Linked DNA regions of Homo sapiens: region 1 is linked to region 2. Evidence: read pairs that join two places in POLR2A ChIA-PET (ENCODE). Cell type or tissue: B cell. All regions are shown on one strand. Links, peaks and the distances in the headings refer to the core of each region. The heading gives the core; the rest is flanking DNA. Region 1 holds the start of CHRM1-AS1 (CHRM1 antisense RNA 1). Region 2 overlaps BEST1 (bestrophin 1).

Evidence for each region. ChIA-PET counts read pairs that join two places held together with the same protein. Peaks named below come from ENCODE experiments on the same cell type or tissue, not always from the same donor. Only the 100,000 strongest peaks of a DNase experiment are listed, where the experiment ranks them.
Region 1: POLR2A ChIA-PET joins it to region 2 with 6 read pairs; 1 of 35 experiments calls an interaction of 5 or more read pairs at or near these places.

What each region holds. Positions count from the first base shown.
Region 1 is chr11:62,902,340-62,914,465 of GRCh38, forward strand. CHRM1 (cholinergic receptor muscarinic 1) reads right to left here. Exons shown (of 2, transcript NM_000738.3): 2 at 6,340-8,839. The coding sequence starts at 8,761. The coding sequence ends at 7,379. It overlaps CHRM1-AS1 (CHRM1 antisense RNA 1), which reads left to right and starts at 7,068. Exons shown (of 3, transcript NR_199052.1): 1 at 7,068-7,276; 2 at 8,264-8,506. In B cell, for the core only: no CTCF peak of the experiment used is centred there; a DNase peak (open chromatin) is centred at 6,899.
Region 2 is chr11:61,954,427-61,956,926 of GRCh38, forward strand. It overlaps BEST1 (bestrophin 1), which reads left to right. Exons shown (of 11, transcript NM_004183.4): 3 at 681-775; 4 at 1,292-1,525; 5 at 2,418-2,500. It overlaps LOC107984334 (a long non-coding RNA gene), which reads right to left. Exons shown (of 2, transcript XR_001748245.2): 2 at 1-2,500. Among named protein-coding and RNA genes, the nearest start is that of BEST1, 5.3 kb to the left of the region's middle. In B cell, for the core only: no CTCF peak of the experiment used is centred there; DNase peaks (open chromatin) are centred at 975 and 1,475; H3K4me3 peaks cover 1,314 bases; H3K27me3 peaks cover 1,531 bases.

The DNA.
Region 1 (12,126 bases), core at 5,716-8,215, 950 kb after region 2:
ACTCAAGCACCCAGACTTGAAGCCCTAGAGTTACAGGTGCTTGAAGGCTCCTGGGCTGGCTCTCTGCGGGGGACAAGCTCAAAGAACTCTCCCTGAGAGCCTGACGTGGTGCTGGGCACTGTCCTATAATGTTATGGGTTGAATTGTGTACCCTAAAAAGATATATTGAAGCCCTAACCCTCAGTACCACAGAATGCAGATATAGTTAATTAGGATGAGGTCGCAATGGAGTAGGGTTGACCCTTAATCCAACATGACTGGTACCCTTATAAGAAGAGAAGAGACAGAGAGACACAGACAGATGAGAGAGCACCATGTGATGACTGAGGCAGAGATTGAAGTGTGGCAGCTGTAAGACAAGGAATGCCTGTGGCCACCAGAAGTGGAAGAGGCAAGGAAAGAGTCTTCCCTACGGGTTTCAGAAGGAGCACGGCTGCTCCAAAACCTTGATTTTAGACTTCTAGGCTCCAGAATTGTGAGACAATGGGTTTCTGTTGTAAGCTACCCAGTTTGTGGTACTTTGTTACGGCAGCCCTAGGAAACTAATCCACATACTTTATCTCCTTTAGTCCTTTCAGTGACTCCCAGTCCAGGGGATTTCAAACTCCTAGTACCATGTTCCACCATTAGAAATAGTTTACCTAGTGATCTGGTGCATGCAAACATGTATCTGTTTTCCCTTTCTAAAGTGAAACAAAAGTTTCAAAAAGTACTACTTACCCTCATTATGTGTCACACCCCCGTATTTTCAAATCTACTTTAAACAAGTTCATTAAAAAAAAAAGCTGATCATGACTCTGATTTCATGACTCACTAATGGGGTCACAACCCACATTTTGAAAAACTCTTAGAATGTGAGCTTCTCCAGGGCAGAGACTATGTTCTATTTACTTCTCTGCTCCCTGCTCCTACAGTCTCTGAAACAGAGTGGGGGCCTGGCAACTATTTATCTGAACTGAACTCCCCATCAGGAAAGTATAGCAGCTCTTTTTTCCCAGTAAGGAAATGAAAGTTCATGGAGGTTAAAAAAGTTGCCCAAAGTCATCCAGCTTGTGAGCAGAGGAGTTAGTGTTGAGACAAAACCTTGGTTTAGCTCTGGATTTGGACAGCCCTGGTTGTCCTGGTCCTGCCATTAGCAAAGTGGTTCTAAGTAAGCACCTCCACTGCCCACAGATGGACCCCTTTCTAAGCATTGCCTCAGCGGAGGTATCTCTCCAGATAACCAGAAGAGAGGACCACAGTAGGTGTGGGGGAATGGCACTGGGAGTGAGGTGATGGCAGAGATTGCCATAAAAAGACACTATCCATCCTCTCCAGGACCTTGGAGCTGGCCCAGTGCACAAAAAGCCCTTTAGGATGGGTCTTCGGGGAGGACTACTGGAGGCTCATGTGGGTCTGTCTCTGCTTTTTTTTTTTTAGGCAGAGTTTCGCTCTTGTTGCCCAGGCTGGAGTGCAATGGTGCAATCTCGGCTCTCCGAAACCTCTGCCTCCCAGGTTCAAGTGATTCTCCTGCCTCAGCCTCCTGAGTAGCTGGGATTACAGGCATGCGCCAACATGCCTGGCTAATTTTGTATTTTTAGTAGAGACAGGGTTTCTCCATGTTGGTCAGGCTTATCTCAAACTCCTGACCTCAGGTGATCTGCCCACCTCGGCCTCCCAAAGTGCTGGGATTACAGGCGTGAGCCACCGCGCCCGGCCTCTCTCTGCTTTAACTGCCATTTCCCTACCCTTCCCCACGTGTCCCACATATCCCCTCCCTCTACTGCCTGGGCCCTTCCTCCCAGACCTCTCTGCTGTGCCCTCTCCGTTTAGTGGTCTTCCAGTGCCTCTGCATCTGAGCCTCTTTTCTGACCATCTCCTCCACCGTCTAGCTTCAACCGAAACCTGCTGTCCCTCCGAGGACACCCTGCAACCCTCTCAGGTGGGGGCTGTTTTTTTCTCTGGCTCTTGAAGAAGGCATATACATTTCCCAGGTGAAGTAGGAAAAGACTGATCCAAGCAAAGGAACTGAAAGGAGTAAAACCATGAAGAAGTAAGCTGAGGGCCTGTGTGAGGACCAGGAGAATTCCAGAGGCTGGGACTAAGGTCTGTAAGGGAGGTGTCACGGAAGAGGCTGAAGAATTAAGTAGGGCTGAATGGGAAGGCTTTTGAAGGCTAAGGAGCTTGCATTTTTATTTTAAGCGATTGGCTAGCTGTAAGCAAGGAATTGAAAGCATCAGATCTGTGTTTTGGCAAAATCACTTTGGCTAGAGCATGGAGAATGGATGGGAGTGGGACCAATTAAGGCAGGGTTGGCCGACTATGTCTGGTGGGCCTGTTTTTGTACCAGTCATTAGCTAAGAATGGATTTTGCATTTTTTATTTTAACGGAGTTTCCCTCTGTTGCTCAGGGTGGAGTGCAGTGGCGCGATCTCGGCTCACTGCCACCTCCACCTCCCTGGTTCAAGCAATTCCCCTGCCTCAGCCTCCCAAGTAGCTGGGATTACAGGCGCACACCACCGCACCTGGCTAATTTTTTTATTTTCATTTTTAGTAGAGATTGGGTTTTACCATGTTGGCCAGACTGGTCTCGAACTCCTGACCTTAGGCAATTCGTCCACCTCGGTCTCCCAAAGTGCTGGGATTACAGGCGTGAGCCACCGCGCCTGGCCTGAATTTTGCATTTTTAAAAGGCTGAAAAATAAACAAAAATAGTATTTGTGACACAAGAAAAATTATATGAAATTCAAATCTCAGTGATATTCAAAGAAAATATTTTTGGAACACAGCCATGCTCATTTAAGTATATATTGTCTATGGCTGCTTTTGACTGCATCAGCAGAGTTGAATAGTTGTGACAGAGACTGTGTAATATTGGAGTACCTTCACAATATTCTTGATTTTGTCTCTTGGTCTGCAGAGTCTAAAACTAAAATATTTGCTGTCTGGCCCTTTATAGAAAAAATTTGCTAATCCCTGAATTAAGGGATTGTTTTGGCACTTTGGGCAAGAAGCCTGGACTAGTTTGGAGGCAGTGGGGATGTAGACAACTGGATGAATTTGTGAACAATTCAGGAGATACGCTGAGTACAGGGAGTAAAAGACAGAAGGAGTCTGGGATGACTCCCAGCTTTCTGGTTTGAGCAACGTGTGAATGGTGGTGCTAGCCAGGCCAGGAATATCAAGAGAGAAAGTGAAACTCAAGGGCAGGGGAAGGACAGGGACTCACAGTGAAGAGTGAGAACTGTTTTCAGGCTTATTTTGTGTGATAGTCTGATTTGTGGGGTTATCCAGTGTGTGTATGTTACCAAAGGTGCTAACAACAACGATGTCAGAAGCAATAACCTCAAGCTCTCTCAAGCCCCTTAGAGCCTGAGGCTGGTGTGGGGAACCTGGCCATTCAAAAGACTTTTGTGCTCTAAAGGTGAGCAGGTACTTGTCTAAATTTCCAGTTGGGTCAGCATGAGTCCTGTGAAATCCCAGCCAGTGTCCTAAGAATAAAACCAAGGATTCCAAAGGCCTGGGGCCATGGGGGATTAGGAGAAGTTGGAGCTGTTCCTAGATGCCAAGCCCCCTACCTTCTATCTCCTTGTTGGTGAATTTGGTATACTGGCCAGAGAGGTAGGGCCTGTCTCTGCAAGTTTATAGTGGTATCCAAGGAAGCTGATTCTTCTGGGGTCTGATGTACCTGCTGAGACTTGGGGGCAGGGACTGGGGTGGCCAGAATCACCTACTCCATCTTGTCCTGTGGTCTTGTCTGATAAGCAGGCTCAGGCGGGTTACAAGAGCCGTGTTTTGGCAGAGCTATTCCTGTGATTGCCGGCAGATGGCGCTAAAGCAACACGGTGGGAGTGGAAGGAAGGTGGCGCAGGAGGAGAGAGGATCCTAACTTCTCCAGGCCGGAGAAGGGGTTGGTAGCAGTAGAGGGGAAGACAGCATTCAAAAAGCCGCTTCATTCTTTCCCTATTTCCAGCTCAGGCGTGTAGTCGCCCTTGTTTCTGGGGCCAAGAAAGACTCTCAGAACGGGGCAGTGGTGGAGTGTTTGGGGTGGACAGTTGCCATGTCCAGCCACCCTCTCTCTTTGGGTTTATCCCATTTCCCCAATTCTCTGGCAGCTGGGCCTGCAGGAATCTAGCTTCAGAGGACTGAGGGCACAGACCCCATCTCCGGGAAGCCTTCCTGGAATGCACACACCCTTTCCCGCCGAAACTTGTTCCCCCAAACTGCTTTAACCAAGCCATGATGGGATTTAAGTTTCTTCTCCCTGGATTGGGGGCATGGGCTTTTCAAAGCTCAGGCTGGAGGTGTAGGGTCAGAGCTGGGTCTGAAACTAGTCCTGGTTTCTGGCATTTACCGGTGAGCAGCCCTGTCCCGTGGTAACACTGATCATAGAGCCATTGAGGGCATTTCCCTACAATCTCTCTCATCCTCCTAACACTTCTGCAAAGGGCTTGTTCCCGTTTCAGAGATGAAGACACTGAGAAGAGACATGCCTAAGGTTGTTCAGTGAGGGACATGGCAGGTCAGACCTGCATCTGGGACAAGGGACAAGTGTGAACTGCTAGCTCCATTCCTGATGTGAATACCAGATTTACCCCCTCCACTTCTGGCCTTCAGTAGAGACCAGGTTAATCTGGCCCCAAAGTTCCTATTCTCCCAGCACTGCTCAGCTTGCTCAGTCCTTCTGCCTCCCAGGACCTCAGTTTCAACGCCTTTAACATGGGGCAGGGCATTTAGCCTTAAAGGGGCCTTAGGGCTGTGAGGGAGCAGTGGTAAGGGAGGGGCCCTCTTAGGAACTTGAGCTCACAACCCCGTAAGCTGTGCTGGTGGGAAGGGGATATGGGGTTTGGATCCTTCCAAACAGGAAGGTCCAAACAGCAGGGTCATTCTCACAGTGCTGTAGTTCCTGGCTAGCCTATCCTGTTTAGATCTTCAATGGATACCATTTCCTATCGTGTTGGAAGCTTTCTTCCAAAGGCTTCTGGGAGTCCCAACGGCTATAAGGGGGCTGAATCTCCACTCCTCTCTCTGCAAGGGCTTAGCTCCACCCAGGACCTCATCCCTCTAGGCCAATGATTCTCAAACTTTACCCTGCATCAGAACACCTAGAGGGCTTGTTAAAAATAGGTGGCGAGTTCCACAGAGTTTCTGATTTAGTAAATCTAGGAGGACCCTGAGAATTCTCATAGCTAACAAGTTCCCAGGTGATACTGGGGCTACTGGTCAGAACCACTGTGAACTGAAAGATTCACTCAGCAAGTCTGGATTATCCGAATCCTGCACATTTGCACATTTCAAAGAAAGGTTTGGCCTTGCCTGGCTCCTGGAAGATAACACTAAACCCTTGGAATATCCTGCCTGGTAAGTGTTTTTGCTTACCTTTGCTCCTTGGGCCACATGGTATCAGTTTAACTTCTGGAAGGGCTGGAGACTAAGTAAGGTCAGCCATGTGGGTGGTCAGCTATGCTTACACGATCAGCCTCCAGTAAGAACATTGGACACCAAAGCTCTGGTGAGCTTTCTTGGTTGGCAGTACTTCATTTTTTTTTGTCATACATCATTGCTTGGAAGATTGGGCACTGTCTGCACGACTCCACTGGGAGAGGACAGCTGGAAGTTTGTATCTGGTCTCTCCTGGTCTCTGCTCTGTGCACCTTTTGCTGTTGCTGTTTTATGCTCTATGTTCTTTCACTGTAATAAACTGTGAGGATAATAACTTTGCTGAGTTCTATGCATCATTCTAGCAAATCACTGAACCCAATGATCGTCTTGGAAACCACTACTCCAGGCTACGGGATTAACCTCTCTAGAATTCCTTTGCGTTGGGCTTTGGGGACCCTTCACCAAAGAAGTGCCTTATAACCTGACCTGAGGGTCATCCTGATGGAGTGTTTTGGCCTAAATACTTTAGGCTGTCATCTACTCAGTCCAGAGGTCAGGAGGTTATGAATTGCCTGGAAGTCTGGGTGTTGCTCTGTGGGGTAACCCTGAACAATCCTCCTGGATCTCTGGGCCTTATCTCCTCATGTGTAAATGGGGGTTTGGAAGAGTTCTGTTCTCCCCGGGTATGGCAGAGCCAATAGAGAATATGCAGGGATGTGGGCAGGGTTGGTTTATTTCACCTAGCTGCCTCACTTCCAGAGGTCAGGTCTGCCTTTTATAGCCCCACTCACCTGAGCCAGGGACTCCACGGTGCTGGGGTCCCCAGGCTTTAGTAGATCCAACCATGCAGTGCTGGCCCTCCTAGAACCACTTTCACGGCCACGGCCCACATTCCAAAGTACTTGGGCCCTCCCTGCCCCATTCAGCCCTGGCCTGAGACCAAGGCCTTGAGCCAACACAGTTAGGAAGGCCCCTTAGTGCCCGCTGGTTATGTGGCTTTATTCACAGACTCAGCACTTGCTGAGGATGAAAGGAAAGAACATTTGGGGCCAGGCTGGGCCTGGAGATCCGGGTGGCTGGGAGGCCATGCATGGGTTGGATTGGGGAGCTCACAGGAGAGAACCTGCTGGCTGGGCCAGGCCTGTGTGGGGCAGGGCCGGAGGCAGGCAGCATGCGGGAGGCCTGGCTAGATCTGCATGGAGCAGATCCATCCAGGTGGTGGCTGTGAGCCAGGAGGGAGGGACTGAGGCTTCTCTGGGGCAGGGGGTATGGATTTGCGGCTGGATAGCAGGCACACTTGACTCCCACTCCCAGGAAAATGATATTGTAGGACAGTCAGGACACCTGGCTCCTGGTCCTGTTGCTGCCTCGGGACTTGATATGTGACTAGCCAAGCCGGACCCTTCCAGTGTCATTGTCTTGCTGATGCTTGGACATTTGCCTTGGAGTTGACCCACCTAGGGACCCTCTGAGGACATTTGTGGACAATCCTGGAGAGTATGCCTAGGGCCCAGGTGGGCGGGCTCTGCCTATGAAGCGAGGGGATTCCCCAGCTCCCTGTCATCTGGCTTTTCTCCCAGCGGCCAGTTCAGTTTCTGGCTGTGCCCCCCAGGGGGCACCATCTCACACCGCAATCTGGGCCGCTGCTGGGCCAAGGAATACTTAATGTTAAGCCTTCTTTCTCCTGGCCCGCCCTGCTGGCTCCTGACTTCCTGCCTAAAGGCAAACAAGGAGTCCAAAGCCCGGATCCTCCTCCCGGGCCTTCTTCCTGGTGAAGAGCGCATTCCCACCCAGCAGGGAACAGAAAAACCAGTTCCCCGGGTTTCCCTCCCTGCCTGGGAATAGCGAAGTCTGGAAAGTTGGCAGGGTCTCTCTGGGCTGCCCAGGAAGGTGACCCAGGGTCCTGGGAAGCCAGGTGAGGCCTGAGCAGGGCCCTGGGGCTGAGGATGCAGCCCCTGCCCTCTTCCCACCGGCCTTTCCCGGGGACTGGGGTGGAGGGATGCAGGAGAGGGGACTATCAGCATTGGCGGGAGGGAGTGCGGTGCACGGAGCCAGGGCGCTTGGGGATCTTGCGCCAGCGTCTCTTGTCCCAGCGGCAAAGCAGCAGCAGGCGAAAGGTGTCCCGGAAGGCTTTGTTGCAGAGTGCGTAGCACATGGGGTTGATGGTGCTGTTGACGTAGCACAGCCAGTAGCCCAGCTCCCACAGGGTCTCGGGAACACAGTCCTTGCAGAAGGTGGACACCAGCACCATGATGTTGTACGGTGTCCAGGTGAGGATGAAGGCCAGGAGGATGGCACTCAGGGTCCGAGCCGCCTTCTTCTCCTTGACCAGCGAGAAGGTCTTCCGCTTGGCCAGCTGCTCCTTTCCACGGGGCTTCTGGCCCTTGCCAGCTCGATCACGCCCTTTCTTAGTCGGCCTCTTGACTGTATTTGGGGAGCTCCGTGGGGGCTGCTTGGTGGGGGCCTGTGCCTCGGGGTCCACCATTGGCATCTTGATCACCACTTCGGAGCCAGGCTCCTCTCCCTCTGAGGATGTGAGGGACTCCATGGAGCCTTCGTCCTCTTCCTCTTCTTCCTTCCAGCTGTAGGCCTGCAGCAGCCTGGGGGCCCGGCAGCAGCGACAGCAGCGGCCTGGAGGAGTCTCTGGTGAGCCCTCAGCCCCTGGCTGAGACCTCTCTGAGCTGCTGCTGCTGCCACCCCCTTTGCCTGGCGTCTCGGAGCCCTGAAGGGCTGCCAGCTCCCGTGCTCGGTTCTCTGTCTCCCGGTAGATGCGCCAGTAGAGCGTGCACATGACTGTGACAGGGAGGTAGAAGGCAGCCATGGCTGTGCCAAAGGTGATGATGGGCTGGGAGAGGAACTGGATGTAGCACTGCCCAGCTAGCACTGTCCGCTCCCCTACCAGGTACTGCCAGAAGAGGATGGCTGGGGCCCAGAGCACAAAGGAAACCAGCCAGGCCAGGCCGATCATCAGAGCTGCCCGGCGGGGTGTGCGCTTGGCACGGTAGCTCAGGGGCCGAGTCACGGAGAAGTAGCGGTCAAAGCTGATGAGCAGCAGATTCATGACGGAGGCATTGCTGGCCACATAGTCCAGGGCCAGCCAGAGGTCACAAGCCAGCGTGCCCAGAGCCCAGTGGCCCATGAGCAGGTACGTGGTATAGAGGTTCATGGAGAAGGTACCGATGATGAGGTCAGCACAGGCCAGGCTCAGCAGGAAGTAGTTATTGACTGTCTTGAGCTCCGTGTTGACCTTGAAAGAGATGAGTACCAGCAGGTTGCCTGTCACTGTGGCTAGCGACAGGAGGCCCGTGGTGATCCCAATGAAGGCCACTTGCCAGGGACCCTTTCCTGGTGCCAGGACGGTGATGTTGGGGCTGACAGCAGGTGGGGCTGAAGTGTTCATGGTGGCTAGGTGGGGCTGGGGTTGGAGAGCCCCTTCCTCCAGGCACGCTACAGGGCTTCCTCAGGGGAAAGTCATCACCTGAAAAGAGAGGACATGGGCTTTGGTTGGGCCACTGGACATTTCTGATAGACCTTATTGGAAGATGCTAGGGATGTAATTCTTGCCCTTGCAGAGCTTCAGACCAGATAGCATCACCCTCCCTTACCGGTGCCCACTCATGGTCATTTATCATGCACTTTCCCAGCCATAAGTGGATTTGCCAGCAGCGTGGAGTGGCTTTGGGATCCAGGGATTTGAATCTTCATTCCAGTTTTACCTTTCAGACTCCAGGCCTCCATTTTCTTACTGGGAAATTACTACAAATTCCTATCTTACATAACTCGGGTTGCAGGAGTTGGGAAACTCACTTTGTATACAGTCCTGCCAAATTCTCAAAGCATTTCACTCAACTTTATTAAAGCCCTCACTTACTGAGTAGTCACTGCATGCCAGACACAGTACTAACCACCTAAATGAATTATCTAATTTAACTGCTGTACGTCTCTAGGAGAAAGGGCTCTTATTATGCCCATCTCACTGTGAGGGAACTGTGGCTCTGAGCAGCTGCAAGCCTTGGCCATGGTGACAGAGATAGTAAGTATGATAAGAACCCGCAAGAACAGAAATGTGTCCTAAAACAGGAAAGAAAGAAAAGAAGCCATTCTCACTCTCCCCGGGTATGTGGTGCTCCAGTGGGATTCTTCCACTAATAAGGAGAGATGGGAAGAAAGGGGAGTTCCTGAGAAGATAAACAGAGAGAGATGGGAACAGAGGGGCCTTAGGGGTGTGTGCGTGCATGTATTTTTTTCTGCACGTTTTTCTGCGCATGCGGGTTTACATACGTATGTAGGGGGTGGTATTTGGGGCTGAATTGAATTCTCTATGAGGGCAGCAGGGAAAATTGTGCTGGACTCAGACACTCAGTTGCTAGTAAGAAGGTCTGGGGCAGGCCGGCGTGGTGGCTCACACCTGTAATCCCAGCACTTTGGGAGGCAGAGGCAGGCGGATCATGAGGTCAGGAGATCGAGACCATCCTGGCTAACATGGTGAAACCCCATCTCTACTAAAAATACAAAAAATTAGCCGGGCGTGGTGGCACGCATCTGTAGCCCCAGCTACTTGGGAGACTGAGGCAGGAGAATCGTTTGAACCTGGGAGGCGGAGGTTGCAGTGAGTCAAGACTGTGCCACTGCACTCCAGCCTGGGCAACAGAGCAAGACTCCATCTCAAAAAAAAAAAAAAAAAACCAAAAGGAAAAAAAAAAGAAGGTCTGGGGCAAAAGCAGGAAGCAGGGATGAGGGCCTCAGCTCCTAGCTCAGTGGGGGTCTGGGCCCATGGGGTGTGGGAGGCTTCCCTCCCTCTCCTGGCTCTGTTCCTGGGCCCCAGCTGAGTGAGGAGAAGCAAGGGAAATGGGAAGATCCCCCAGACTTTTCTTGGATCTGGAATCTGCTCCAGGCACTAAGCCTGGGTAAAGAGAAAGGCCGGGGCCCTTAACAACCTGCTGGCTGGGCAGGAGGCCCCCACAGCCACAGTGAAGCCAGATGGAAGGGTAAAGGTCCAGGCAGCTCAGCCAGGGGCTTGCTGCCATGTGATTTGGTGGGTCCCTTCCTGCTCTGGGCCTCAGGCATCCATCTGACCATTGAAGAGGTTGAGGGTCCCCTGACCCTCAGCTGTGGCCTCCAGGGGCTATATTGTTGGGAAAATTCCAAGGGAGAGATGTTAGGCAAGGGCCCACTGAGCCCTGGTGTTCCTTGGGCACCTGGCCTGTGACAGGCTGCTGTGATAGGTGGCCTGGGTGGTTTGTGGCTGAGGGCATCTCCATGGTTTGCCGTGAACCCTCAGTGTGTACAAGTCACTGACAGCGTGGCGAGTTCAGTGGGGGACAGAATGAGCAAGGACTGTGGCTGGCAGTGTGTGCTTGTGTGTCTGGGACAGTTTGCACATGAGGGGGCATGTGCAACCTGGACTCTGGAGCCAGACTATCTGGATTTGAATCTAGTCTATCCTGTTCACTGGATGTGTGATTATTGCTAGTGATATAACTTCTATATGCCTAGGTTTCCTTAATTGAAAAATGGGATAATACCCATTAGCAAGACTGTCACCTCTTTTCAGGTGATGAGGATTAAATGAATCAATGCATGTAAGGTGCTTAGAATGGCCCTGGCACATGGTAAACAGTAGGTCTCCTTTAACTCTCAGGATGTGTAGCAATGAGGGTGCTAGGCTGCCTAGAAATGTCTACCTCTTGGCCGGGTGCGGTGGCTCACGCCTGTAATCCCAGCACTTTGGGAGACCGAGGCGGGTGGATCACCTGAGGTCGGGAGTTCAAGACTAGCCTGGCCAACATAGTGAAACTCTGTCTCTACTAAAAATACAAAATTAGCCAGGGGTGGTGGTACATGGCTGTAACCCTAGCTACTCTGGAGGCTGAGGCAGGAGAATTGCTTGAACCCAGGAAGCAGAGGTTGTGGTGAGCCAAGATTGTGCCATTGCACTCCAGCCTGGGCAACAAGAGTGAAACTCTGTCTCAAAAAAAAAAAAAAAAAGAAAAGAAATGTCTGATACTATGACAATAGCAACTAGTAATAATAATGCTCATTGTTGTTATTGAGAGCTCCCTGAGTGCCAGTTGCTGTTAAAGGGTTTATATGCATAATCTTATTTAATCTTAACAGGAGCCTAGGATCAAGGGATGGCTGTTGTCTCCATTTTTTTTTTTTGAGATGGAGTCTCGCTCTGTCATACAGGCTGGAGTGCAGTTGCGCGATCTCGGCTCACTGCAGCTATTGTCTCCATTTTCTTTTTCTTTTTTTTTTTTGAGATGGAGTCTCGCTGTGTCACCCAGGCTGGAGTGCAGTGGCACAATCTCGGCTCACTGCAACCTCCGCCTCCGGGTTCACACCATTCTCCTGCCTCAGCCTCCTGAGTAGCTGGGACTACAGGCGCCTGCCACCACCACGCCCGGCTAAATTTTTGTATTTTTAGTAGAGACGGGGTTTCACAGTGTTAGCCAGGATGGTCTTGATCTCCTGACCTTGTGATCTGCCTGCCTCGGGCTCCCAAAGTGCTGGGATTACAGGCGTGAGCCACCGCGCCTGGCCTATTGTCTCCATTTTATAGATAAGGAAGCTGAGACTGAGAAAAGCAAGGGAATTTGTACGAGATCATGCAAGGAAGGTAGGAACTAGGATTTGAGCCCAAGCAGTTTGTTCCAGTGAAATTTCATTTACAAAAACCGAAGGCCAGCCTGGGGATCATAGTTTGCTAATTCGAATTCTAAAAATATTACATTAAAATATGATTTGTCTTGATTACTGAGTTTT
Region 2 (2,500 bases), core at 1-2,500:
CAAAATCCTCTGCCTATTCACCCCTCTCATTAAAGCCAAACACTCTGTTTCTTTTTTTCTTTTTAGAGACAGTGTCTCGCTCTGTCACCCAGGCTGAAGTGCAATGGCAATCACAGCCCATTGCAGCCTCCAACTCCTGGGCTGAAGTGATCCTCCTATCTCAGCCTCCAGTGGCTACGACTGCAGGCATACGGCAACGGCACCCAACTAATTTTTTGTAGAGATAGGGTCTTGCTATGTTGCCCAGGCTGGTCTTGAACTCTTGGTCCTGCCTTAGCCTCCCAGAGCTCTGGGATTACAGGCGTGAACCACCGTGCCCGTCCCAAACACTCTGTTTCGACCTGCTTTTAAACAACTGACCCTTGGCTGCATTCAAAGGATCAGGGTGTCTGAAACTGGCCTCTGCAGCAGGACCTTCCTTCCTACACATCTCCCAGTGGCCAGTGTGAGGATTCTCCCCACAAGAAACCACTGGAGGGGGCCTCCTCCTGTCCGGGTTTGGGGCTGTACAAGGAGCATCATGGACCTGGCTCAGGCCTCAGGAGGGGCCCTGGGCTGGGGAAAATGTGGGATAGCATCGAGGCAGTCCCACTCCTACCCAGGGCCGGGCTAGACCTGGGGACAGTCTCAGCCATCTCCTCGCTGCGTCCACACAATTCCACCCCCACCCCCACCCCCAGGCTGGCCCTCACGGAAGAACAACAGCTGATGTTTGAGAAACTGACTCTGTATTGCGACAGCTACATCCAGCTCATCCCCATTTCCTTCGTGCTGGGTGAGTTCCCCCTTCTGGCTGTTCCGGGTCCCTGTGGCCGCCCAGGCTCCAGACAGGCCAGGGGAGGATCACGAGGAGCTGCGGCAAGGGGCTGGGGAGGGGGCGGGGGAACGCCAGCGGCAGGTCGGCGCCTCTCTGTAGGGAAAGGTGCGGACTGCAGCCAGTGAAACTGAAGTTAGACGTTAGGTAAGACGTCCTGCCGTTAGCAATGAAAACCCCATTTTCTGAGGGAAGCGCTGACATCATGGTCCCTGGAGCCCCTGCGCGGGAGGGGAGGGGGTCTGGCGGATTTCTGGGACCAGCAGGGGGACCCCCGGGTGACAGAACCCTTGGGGCTCTCGCGCCTCCATGCGAGGCTCTGCCTGCCTCTCGCTCCCGAGCGCCTTCCAGGAGGGCTGGGGGCTAGGCCCGCTCGCAGCAGAAAGCTGGAGGAGCCGAGGCATCGCCGGGCGCTGGGCCCTGGGCTCTGGCCGCAGCCTGGCCCCTCGCCCCTCGCCCCCCGCCCCTCCTGCCCAGGCTTCTACGTGACGCTGGTCGTGACCCGCTGGTGGAACCAGTACGAGAACCTGCCGTGGCCCGACCGCCTCATGAGCCTGGTGTCGGGCTTCGTCGAAGGCAAGGACGAGCAAGGCCGGCTGCTGCGGCGCACGCTCATCCGCTACGCCAACCTGGGCAACGTGCTCATCCTGCGCAGCGTCAGCACCGCAGTCTACAAGCGCTTCCCCAGCGCCCAGCACCTGGTGCAAGCAGGTGGGCGGACCGGGAGCAACGGGGAGGCACCGGGCAGAGCCAGGGGCCGAGATGGGCGCGGCAGGAATGGAAGATGGGTGGAGCCAAAGTCCCCCGGACTCGGGGGATTGGGTGGAGCCAGGAGTGGGGTGTAGTCAAGATTTGGGGGTCCAATTGGGCGGGACAGAGTCGGGTGTCTGAAGGTGGGGCGAGGCCAGGAGCCCACCCTCCGAGAGTAGGAGTCTGAGGCAGGGCTAAGGACCCTTGAGGGATAATGGAAAGAAGGGTGACGGCTTGGGAACTGGTGAGGTACTAGGGTCTACTTCCCTCTGCCCTTGCCCCTCTTGATCTCCGGTTTCCACTCTGGAGGTATGGGACATTGGTCTCTGACACCCCCTCAGCCTGGCCTGACCTGGTCCTGGTTAATAAGACAGACCCAGGCTAGGCGTGGTGGCTGTCGCCTGTAATCCCAGTGCTTTAGGAGGCAAAGGTGGGAAGATCGCTTGAGCCCAGCTGTTTGAGACGCCCCTGAGCAACATAGCGAGACCCCCATCTCTACAAAAACATTAAAAATTAGCAGGGCATGGTGGCGTGTGCCTGCAGTCTGAGGCTGAGTATCGGGAGGCTGAGGCAGGAGGATCACTTGAGCCCAGCAGTTCCAGGCTGCAGTGCGCTAAGATCGCACCGCTGCACTCCAACCTCGGTGACAGAGCCAGACCCTTTCTCTGGAAATAAATAAATACCCTGCCCACATGCTCAGCCCAGAACAGCACCTAGTAGGTGCTCAGAAATTTTTTTGTTGTTGAAAGAAAGAGGATGGCAAAGGAGTGCTGAGGTTCCTATAGGTCAGCAGGTGCCGGCCATCCCTTCTGCAGGTTCTCCCACCCACCGCCTTCTTCACTCCACTCTGCAGGCTTTATGACTCCGGCAGAACACAAGCAGTTGGAGAAACTGAGCCTACCACACAACATGTTCTGGGTGCCCTGGGTGTGGTTT